Regions from separate parts of the Homo sapiens genome. Here region 2 is linked to region 1. The links are chromatin contacts, found by Hi-C or POLR2A ChIA-PET in ENCODE. All regions are on one chromosome and are shown on one strand. Each heading gives the region's core, a stretch centred on a gene start or an enhancer-like site at or near the end of the contact. The rest is flanking DNA. Distances are from core to core; before and after follow the strand shown. Region 1 overlaps VAV2 (vav guanine nucleotide exchange factor 2). Region 2 overlaps VAV2 (vav guanine nucleotide exchange factor 2).

The links. Hi-C counts contacts between places; a loop is a spot of excess contacts on that map. ChIA-PET counts read pairs that join two places held with the same protein, here RNA polymerase II (POLR2A). Pooled maps may share reads with other maps.
Region 2: a loop to region 1 is called in a pooled map, with 2.6 times the contacts of the local background. The contact joins two enhancer-like sites. A Hi-C loop is called at or near these places in 4 of 50 pooled maps. POLR2A ChIA-PET finds 5 or more read pairs at or near these places in 3 of 52 experiments (HEK293, HepG2 and WTC11).

What each region holds. Positions count from the first base shown.
Region 1 is chr9:133,872,856-133,877,521 of GRCh38, forward strand. All of the region lies in intron 2 of VAV2 (vav guanine nucleotide exchange factor 2), which reads right to left. Among named protein-coding and RNA genes, the nearest start is that of VAV2, 120 kb to the right of the region's middle. RefSeq lists enhancers at 1-96, 1,093-2,292, 3,078-3,813, 3,814-4,547. Within about 2 kb of position 1,321, at least 5 of the 41 ENCODE cell types and tissues checked have a DNase peak (open chromatin) inside an H3K27ac peak, as active enhancers do.
Region 2 is chr9:133,909,613-133,914,716 of GRCh38, forward strand. All of the region lies in intron 2 of VAV2 (vav guanine nucleotide exchange factor 2), which reads right to left. Among named protein-coding and RNA genes, the nearest start is that of VAV2, 80 kb to the right of the region's middle. Within about 2 kb of position 1,423, at least 2 of the 41 ENCODE cell types and tissues checked have a DNase peak (open chromatin) inside an H3K27ac peak, as active enhancers do.

The DNA of each region.
Region 1 (4,666 bases), core at 71-2,570:
TAATCCTAGCACTCTGGGAGGCAGAGGCAGGCAGATCACTTGAAGCTAGAAGTTCTAGACCAGCCTGGGCAACGTGGTGAAACCCCATCTCTACTAAAAATACAAAAATTAGCCAGGTGTGGTGGTGTGCACCTGTAATCTCAGCTACTTGGGAGGCTGGGGCAGAAGAATTGCTTGAACCCAGGAGGCGGAGGTTGCAGTGAGCCAAGCTTGAGCCACTGCACTCCAGCCTGGGCGACAGAGGGAGGGGGCGGGGGGGTGGGGGAGGGAGGAAGGAAGACAGGAAAACACACAACAGCAACTGGGCTCACATGTTAGCTGAGTGCCTGCTCTGTGCTGGGCATGTGAGGGAAGCTGCAATTTAATCTGAGATCCTGAGCAAAACAGTACAGAGGCTCAGACCAGGACATTACGCCAGAGCTGGGATCAAGTCCTAAGCCTGCCACGGACGATCTCAGCCACTCCTCTCTGGGCCTCGGTTTCCCTGTGTGTGGAATAAGGAAACCGCAAGACATACAGATGGCAAAGGGCGTCCTGCCACACTCCCAGTCCCACTGTGCTCACGGTGGAGTCACTAGCTGGTCACCATGCCCCTGCTGAAGACACTGGCCTCTGCAGCTGTCTCTGCACAGTGCTCCGGGCAGACGCTGCCTGTGAAAGCAATCAGCACCCAAGACAGGAGCGGCACTGCCCTGGGAAACGCCTGGACCAATAGCCTCAGGTCCCCTGAACACTGACTGCCCACTGTTCCTAATGCCAGCACGGAAGCCCTGTGTCCCAGGGCTGGGCAAGCTGCATGAGGCAGCTGCATCAGGCGGCAGCTGCTCCCCACCAGGAAACTCTACAGGAATCAGTCGGGGGTCAGGGGCTGTTGGGGGGAATTTCCCGTCCTTCATGGAAGCAGCTTAGCAGCCATCTGGTCCAAATTCTCCAATTTTGAGATGGGAAACCTAAAACCCAGCTGGGAAGATGCAAGAGCTTCACAAGCCCACCCAGCAACTTCCAGGCAGGGCCCAGCCTAGAACGAGGGGTTCCTGTTTGGAGCCTGAGGCTCGTCTCTCCCAGACACGGCGTCCTCCAGGACAGCTAACCACCGTCTAGGCCTCCTGCCTGCCAGATCTTTCCCAGGTTTATTTCATTTTATTCCCTCAAAACCCCCCACGAGATGGTTCTGTGGCTCTCCCCTTTCTGAGGAGGAGTCACCGGGGCTGGGGCAGACAGCTGGTGCCTCTGGCAGCAGAGCCCGGCTCTCCACGCCGCCCTGCCCTGGAGGGCCGGCTATCCATCCTGGATTTGAAGCTGAGGGACAAACCACAGCCTCCAGGCATGAAAGCAAGGTTTCTGAGTGGGGGCCTGCAGCCTGCAAGGCCAGTAAACCTGTCCCAGCAAGACTGGCTGGGCAGGCTGGGCCACTCACTGTCTGCGAATGCTGCTCTCTCATTCCCAGAGACACTCCCCAGCCCCTCCTGGGCATCACTCAGCGCTGCTGTGGCTGCAGGAGCCAGGCACAGATGGCGCCTCCCTCCCCTGTCCACCAGGAAAAAGCGGGGATAAAGGTGGGTTCCAGTGTGGGAGGCATCCCAGACCCAGGCTGCAGACGAGCCGCATCAGTCCCTCTTTAATCAGAGGCAAGGCCGGAGACCATGACACAGATCTGCTGCCTAGCGCGTGAGTCACTGCCTCCAAGGTACAAGAATCCCACAGGAAGCTCAAGGTACCCGCCCAGACCTTGAGGCCAAGGTGGGGTTATGGGAACAGCACCTCAAGGGCAGGAGGGAGGGGTTCTGGCCTCCCCCACACCACCCCACTCTCTACACAGATGTCTTGCCCCCTCCAAGAACCTCCTGCGCTGCTTCTTCCTTGGACCCTTCCCTCTTCCCAGAGGTGGAGACAGTGAACCAAGGGGCTGGAACACAGGCGTCTACACAGGCAGATTCCCATGTGGGACCCTAGGATCCATCTCCCTCCCCAGCCCACAACTGCAGACTGTCCAGGCAGGAAGTGGGGCGTGGAGGCCTCATGGAGCCAGGCGCTGTGCATGGTCCGAGCTGCAAGAGGCCTTGGGGGAAACATGCGTCCAGAACCCTCACCTTACACACAGAGAAGACGGGTCTAGAAATGGGTGCGTCTCATCCAAGGCCCCATAGCCAGTCGGGGCAGAGCAGCCCCAGAAAGAACAAGGGTGGGAATGAGGACGGTCACCATAAAAACAGAATCACAGGCTCTCCCGCTGCAGACCCCAGACTGAGCGCTTCACGGGATCACCTGCGTTTCTTTCACTGCCCCCAAGCTCTGAACTCTCACCACGCTCAGGTCACGTGTGTGCAAGCCGGGGCTCAGGAGGTCACTCAGGGTGGGCTGGGAACCCGGGTTCACAGGGCCAGAGCCGAGTGCCGAACCCTCCGTGCCAAGGCCAGACCCAGTCCCCAGCCACTGCCTGGCCTGGCTTCACAGAGCCAACTGCCCCCACCACACAGCCCAGCGCCACAGCCCCGGGGAGCTATCCACAGCTGATGGGAACAGGCCACCCTTCTGCCGGCTAAGGAGCTCATCAGGCAGAGGGCAGGCCCTGAGCAGGCAGAGGGGGCCCCACAGACAAAAGGCAGGCTCTGGGCAACCCAGAATTGTAGTCAGAGAGTCTGAGCAGCTCGAAGTGAGGGCTGCCTGGAGGAGGCGCAGGCCTATGATAAAGTAGCAAAGAAACAGGCGATCCCCTTGGAGGCACAGACTGCCCGGCACTGCAGCGCACGGCAGGACTGACCCTGCCAGTCCCTTCAAAAGCTCAGCTACCAACTGCCCTGCGCCAGGACCTGCTGAGAAACACCGCAGGAACACACGCGAGGCCCCCGCTCCAGTCCCCTCTAGCACAAGAGGCTATAGAATGAATTGACGTTTGTGATGGCTAATGTGGCTAATGCTACGGCACCATCCTGCCTGGGCTAAGGGGTACCCAGAGGGCAGGTAGGACATTACCTCCGGAGTGGCTGGGCAGCATTTCCAGAGGAGACCAGCATCTGAGTCGGCAGCCGAGTATAGCAGACGCCTCCCGTGCCCTCGGGCCTCACCCAACTGCGGGGGCCCAAACAGGTCATGATGGCAGACGAAGGCCTTATTCACTCACTGCCCAGCGGGCACAGCCATCATCTCCTGCCCTCGGACATCGACGCTCGTCGTTCTCAGGCCTTTGGGCTCAGACTGGGACTCACGCCATCAGGCCCCTTGGGTCTTGGGCCTTCGGATCAGGACTGGAGCTGCACTACCAGCCTTCCTGACCTCCAGCTTCACAGCAGCTGGTTTCAGGACTTCTCAGCCCCCAGGATCGTGTGAGCCAGTCCCTGGTATTAAATCTTCCTATCTATCCATATGCTATCAGCGCTGCTGTTCTGGAGAACCCTGACTAATACAATATTGGAAAGGAGCATGCATCTCCCCTGGGATGGCCCCATTCAGGCACGCCCTGCTCCCACGCCCAGCACCACTGACCGCTGCCAGCAGAGGCGCTGTGGAGACAAGAGTGGTAGGGGGCAAGGGACGGGGTGGGTGTGGAGCAAAGACTATTCCCCTAAGGAAGGCAGGCCCCCTGGGACTGAGGGAGAGCAGCCAGTCAGCCAAGGCCAGGAGAACGTGCAGGGGCAGAGCCCACGCACAGGCCCGGAGAGCGGCCATGGCCACACAGGGGACCAAAGAGCGGAGGCCTGTCGGACACAGGGCCAAGGAGCTGGCCTCGCCTGGGGCAGTGGGAGTGCAGGGTCAGGCTGGTGTTTGAGAGATGCTTCAGGCTGCAAAGAGGATACTGGGTGGAGGGAAGGCAGGACCGCGGGAGGGGGGCGGCCCCAAGGAGTCTTCTAACCAGGCCAGGTGCACGATGGCAGGAAGGCCTGGGCAGGAGGCCACAGGGATGGACACAGCCAGAGAGGACACAGCCAGAACTGTTTAAAAGGCTGATCAAGGCTGCCTGGGTGCAGGGGTGAGGCAGGGAAGAGAGAAACCATCTCTGTCCTTTCTGCCAGGAGACACAGAAAGGGCTGGCCTGAAGAACGGGGACAATGGGGGAGGCTGGCCACCGGGGTCTGGACGCACAGTGGCCAGCTACAGAGGGGAAGGCAGGGGATGCCAGGGCTGGCGTCTGGGCAAGGCTGAGCTTAAACCCTTGGTGTGGCCTTCAGCAAGTCGCTGCCTGCCCCGAGTCTCCCTCCCCACCCACCTGGGGAAAGGGGAGGCTGAGAGGCACGTGGTTATCTGAGCCACCACCACCCCATTTCTGTTTCCCACAGAACCCCCGCCCGGCCTGCTAGACCCCCTTCTGCCACCTTCCTCTGGCCTCGGGATGCCCTGGCTGTACGAGGAGAGGCTCCCTCCGCCCTCAAACAGTTGCCAGCGCCTTTCTTCCCCAGCAGGTAACTGGCACACTCCACACTCTGCACAACGATGCCAAGATGCAGCCCACAAAGCTGGGACCCACACCCCAGACACACAGCAATCCACTGGCCAGGCGGACAAGCCCAAAATCAGCCACTGCCCACAAGCAGGGTGGGACCATCACACTGCCAGGAACCTTCTTGGAAGAGCCAGTGCTTGTGTTCTGGGTGACACGTTCGGCTCTGGGCTCAAAAGTTACCCCACTGCCTCCATGAATCCTCAACCACCCAATGAGGTCAATGTTACT
Region 2 (5,104 bases), core at 173-2,672, 37 kb after region 1:
CTCCTTGTCACTGACAACATGAACGCAGAGCTTGCAGACTAGATGGTCCGACTGGGCAAAGAGGGGGAGACAGCCTTACAGAAGATGGCAGACACACGGTGTGTGAGGCCGGAAGAAACACTCTGCCCTGAGACTCCTCTCCTCTATTTGGAAACTGCGCCTGAGGATTGTATTAATATTTCCATTGATTAACATGCCCTCTTACATCCCAAAACACATGCATTAACTTCAGATTCTTTATGTGTGCCAAGAAGGATGAGCCTGCCACTCACTCTCTGTCCTTCGCTTGGCTGCTCACAGGGCAAGGGCAGGGCTGGGGGCCTCCCATCCTCCATCCTCCCCTGCATCCTTACCAGCTATGCTAGCACTCCATCAGACAGCCCCCCACGAGCCACACGAGCTATGCCAGGCCATGTGACTAGAATCTGGCCAATAAAGAGGAATTAACACAGTGACTGGAGCTTCTGAAAAGTCGGCTTCAATGAATCAGCTTCCCCCACCCCAGCCCTCTCTATTGCCTAGAATGAAGAAGTGATGGCTGGAGCTCTTGCAGCCATTGTGAACCATGACCATGAGGATGGAAGAGGTAGAACAAGAAGCTGGGTGCACCTGGGTCCCTGAGACTATGGCACCGTCACCCCTATTCTAGACTGCCTACCTGCAACCCTCCAAGACGAACAAACCCTGGTGAGTTTCGGCTCCTGATGTACTGGGGTTTTTGTTAGAAGCAGTCAAGCCTACTCTAACTGGCGCAAGCTGCGAGTTCAGACCTTCCAGATGGAGGCACTGGACTGAAGGGGGCACCGTGCGGTGGGCTCTCTCATGTAACCGGCACCAAGCCCATTTGACAGATGAGGTGCCAAGGTTCAGTGAGTCACTTCCCCAGAGTCACACAGCTAGAAAATCAGGGACAGAAGGCTGGGCGCGGTGGCTCACACCTGTAATCCCAGCACTTTGGGAGGCTGAGGCCGGCGGATCACGAGGTCAGGAGATCAAGACCATCCTGGCTAACACGGTGAAACCCCGACTCTACTAAAAAAAAAAAAAAAAAATTACAAAAACTTAGCCGAGCGTGGTGGCGGGCGCCTGTAGTCCCAGCTACTCGGGAGGCTGAGGCAGGAGAATGGCGTGAACCCGGGAGGTGGAGCTTGCAGTGAGCCGAGATTGCACCACTGCACCCCAGCCTGGGCGACAGAGCGAGACTCGGTCTCAAAAAAAAAAAAAAGAAAAAGAAAAAGAAAACTGGGGACAGAAATGCAGTCAGAGTTGTCTGCACTGGTACAGAGGCGGGCACGGGAGTCTAACACAGTCCCGCAGACCGCAAGCCCATCCCAGCACACCGTGTTTGTCTATGGGTCACGGCAGTGATGGGACAGAGCCAGAGATGAAGCTACAGCTGGGAGCGCCGTGGCCTCCTGAGCACCCCAGCTCCTGGCCAGGCTACATGGGCTGCAGGAAGCAGGGCCGGGCACGCCCCTTCTTGGGAGCACAGGTCTGATCTCTACAGTTTCATATTTACCGAAAGGAATGTATTCACGCGTGCACTGGGGACCGGAAGCACATTTTTAATAAAAACTAAAAAGGAAAGAGCCTGCCTCACTCACTAAGCAAGTCCCACCAGGAACACACCCGTTCCCCAGCCCTTCGCCCTGGAGCGTGCTGCCCGGGAGAACTTTCTGTGAAGAGAGAAACGCCGTGTCTGTGCTGCGGATGCCTGGGCCGCCAGCCACACACAGCCTGCACACGTGAAATGCGGCTGGTGAGACTAAGACCTTGACGTTCAACTGCATTGAATTTACCAGACCTGTATTAAATTTACCATACCTCTATGGAGGTATGATCCACAGACGATAAGCTGCACACCCTCCAGAGAGTGTCATGTCCTTATTTTTACATATGTACACACCCGTGACACTGTCAACACAGTCAAGACGGTGAACATATTCACCGGCCCCAAAATGTTTTCTAGTGCCCACTGGTGACCCCCCACTGTATGGCCAGTGTCACTCCTGAGGCCTAAGTCAGGGTGGCAGGCACTTTAGCTGTGCATCAGGTAACTCGTCTTTCCTGCTCCCCCATCAACCTCCTGACCTCTGCATCACACACACACTAAAGACGCCATGTCCAAAAGTAAGCGCATTAAACAAGGTCCGCCTGGGCGGGGAGGGCTGCTCGTCAGCACAGGCCTTCAGCAAGAGCCTCAGGGATGCCAGTTACCAACCACACACCGAATGTCCTCCAAACCCACTCTCACGTGGCCCAGAGCCCCACAGGTCAGGATTGCCCAGGCCAAGAAAGTAAGTCAGATTTTCTTTTTTTTTATTTCCAACTTTTAAGTTCAGGGGTACACGTGCAGGATGTGCAGGTGTGTTCCATAGGTAAACGTGTGCCATGCTGGATTGCTGCACAGAGCATCCCATCACCTAGGTATTAGGCCTGGCATCCATTAGCTATCTTTCCTGATCTCCTCCCTGCCCTCCAAAGATGGCTGATTTTCAAAGATGGGGTGTCAGCTGAGCTCAGGACAGCCACCAGCTCCCGCTGGTGAACTTAGATCAGCTGCGGCTACAGTCCCGGCCTCCAACACACGTGGGAGAAGGGCTGACAACCAGGAGTGTTTTAGTACAAAACAGACAAACCAGAAACCTACGGCATCAGGACACCGTCACCGGAGGATGGTCCAAGAAGGCGGGAAGGCCTTCCAGGTCTGGGAACATGAGACCCGGGCTGAACACGAGGCTATGTCCGTCCAAATCCCCACAGTCCTGCCACACAAACGAGCCGGAGGCTTCTGGAGGACAGTGTGCCTAGATGAAGGAACCAGGACGCAGTGGCGCTTTTCCATCTGTACCCCAACATGTCAGGGTATATCAACACCCATATGTCACTGGTGCTGGGTCCGAGCATGGGAGCTGCAGCCAAATTCTGGGGGTGGGGGCACACGGGGAGAGGTTCCTGCACCCTAACGTGTTGCTTCTCTGCCCATTTCAATCGCGGAACACAAATTACACGTGTGATGCTCTTCTCCACGTGTGCACAGCACTCCCGAGGCGCTCCCAAGCTGTCAGGCAGCCATCCTCAGGGGCTGCAGTCACCGGTGGTTGACTATTAGGGGGGATAGTTGTGTTCTTTTATTTCTGCACTAAGCTAATAAGTACTTGTTCAGCCCCTCTAAAATCACAATCGTCCTGTCCTCGTTCCGTCCCTCTAAAATCAGAGTCGTCCTGTGAGCCAGTGACCACTCGTCCCAAACATAGCTTCTATTCATCAGAATCAGGGCTCCTGATCCTGGTGACTTTAAGGAGGAAAATCCAACTTCAGCCAGCACAGTCCACGGGCGGTGGAGTGCCATTTGGAACCGGGTTTGGGAGGCAGGCACTGTCCTCTGAAGGCCCAGCCTGACCCTGCACACCCAGGGCTGTTCGCAGACCGTGCAAACCTCACCTCACTTCCAAGACAAACGTCAGCTTTGGGTGGAGCCCTTTGCCCCCTCTTCCTCTCCAGGGAGCTGGCACTCTGAGAGGGGCGCCCCCAACACCCACCTCTGGTGAGACAATGTCCCAGAGCCCAGTGTTTTGGTGACTCTGGGCTGGAACACCCCCTGTGCTCCCAAACAACGGCTCATAGCTGGCGCCACGGCCCCCATGAGAAGGACGATAAAAACACGCGTTGCCACCACACAGAACGGGAGACACACACGAAAGGTAAGACAGGAAGGTGGGAACGATCGCAGGCACCAGCCACCTGGCAGTCAGCACAGAAGGGACCTCACTACACCAGCGAGAAGAAGAAACCAAAGTCCTTGTCAGGGGTGGTGCGCGCTTCCTGGTGCCCCACTCCGGAGGCTTCTATGCCAGGGATGCCAATCAGAATCTTCAAGGGCGGTTTCTCCAAAAAGTGCAGAAATGACCGATCCTTTGCCCCATCTGCCCTTGGTAAAAAACCAAAGGCAGAGCCTGCGCACATGGTCCCAGGAGGCGGGGGACCGGACGCGCACACAGTAGGTGCACAATCGACACTCATCACGGAACCTGCCAGTTTTCTGAAGACCTACAGGGAGGGGGCAAAGTCAGGGCAAACAGCAGGGCCACGACTGAGAACTCCCAACCCCATGGAGATGCTCAGATGCCAGGCCTTGGGCACCGCGCCCAGGTCAGTGAGCCTCGGGGCCGGCTGTACGCTCGTGGGAGCTGACACTGCCATTGGGGGCAGCCATGGTGGGATATTCGGGAAGCAGGTGAGCAAAGGAGGAGCAGGAGGTGGAGCCCGCAGCAGACAGAGGCCCAGCAATGCCAGCCTGGCTGTCCTCAGCCACTCCCCCAGACTCTGCCTCCCACCTCCCTGGAGCTCTTCGAAGGGGTTTCTGTTTGGTCCCCACTCCAAGAGCCGCTGGCTATGACTTAACATTATCCTGAAACGTAAACCAACAAGCAACCAAAGACGATGCTCACCGCAAACCCCTGAGACCCTAAGCCCCAGGAGGTGCCCTGGACAGTCCAGCTCAGTCAGAAAGGCCAGCCTCCAAACCCAGCATGGGCTGCCTGGGGCTTCGAGACAGATGTGTCTCACAGCGGGCTAAGCACACATCAGAAAAGGCAGCACTCACTGGGCCAGACACAGAATTACCGTGAAGCCCAGCAATCCCGCTCCTGGGTATGTACCCAACAGGATGGGAAGACAGGTGTTCAGAAATGCACCGGGACACGAATGTCCCCAGCAGTGATCTTCACAGTGGCCAAGAAATGTAGACACCCCAAATGTTCATCAGCAGACGGATGGATAAACAAAACGTGGTCTACCTGGACCGTGGAATATTCTTCAGCCAGAAGAAGGAACGAAGCGCTGACTTAGTGAGCCTGGAGGACACCACACTCAGGGGAAGATGCAGACTCAAAGGGCGCGCAGCGTGTGACTCTGGTGACCAAGGGCAGTGGGGATGGGGTGGGGGTGACGGCTGCCAAGGGATGGGATTTCTGCTGTGTGTATTCCTACCACCAGAGAGAGAGAGGAGGGGGAGAGGAGGGGAGGAAGCAGGAAGCAGGGGAGGGGGGAGGGGAGGAAGCAAGGGATGGGGGAGGGAAGCGGGAGGGGAAGGAGAGGGGAG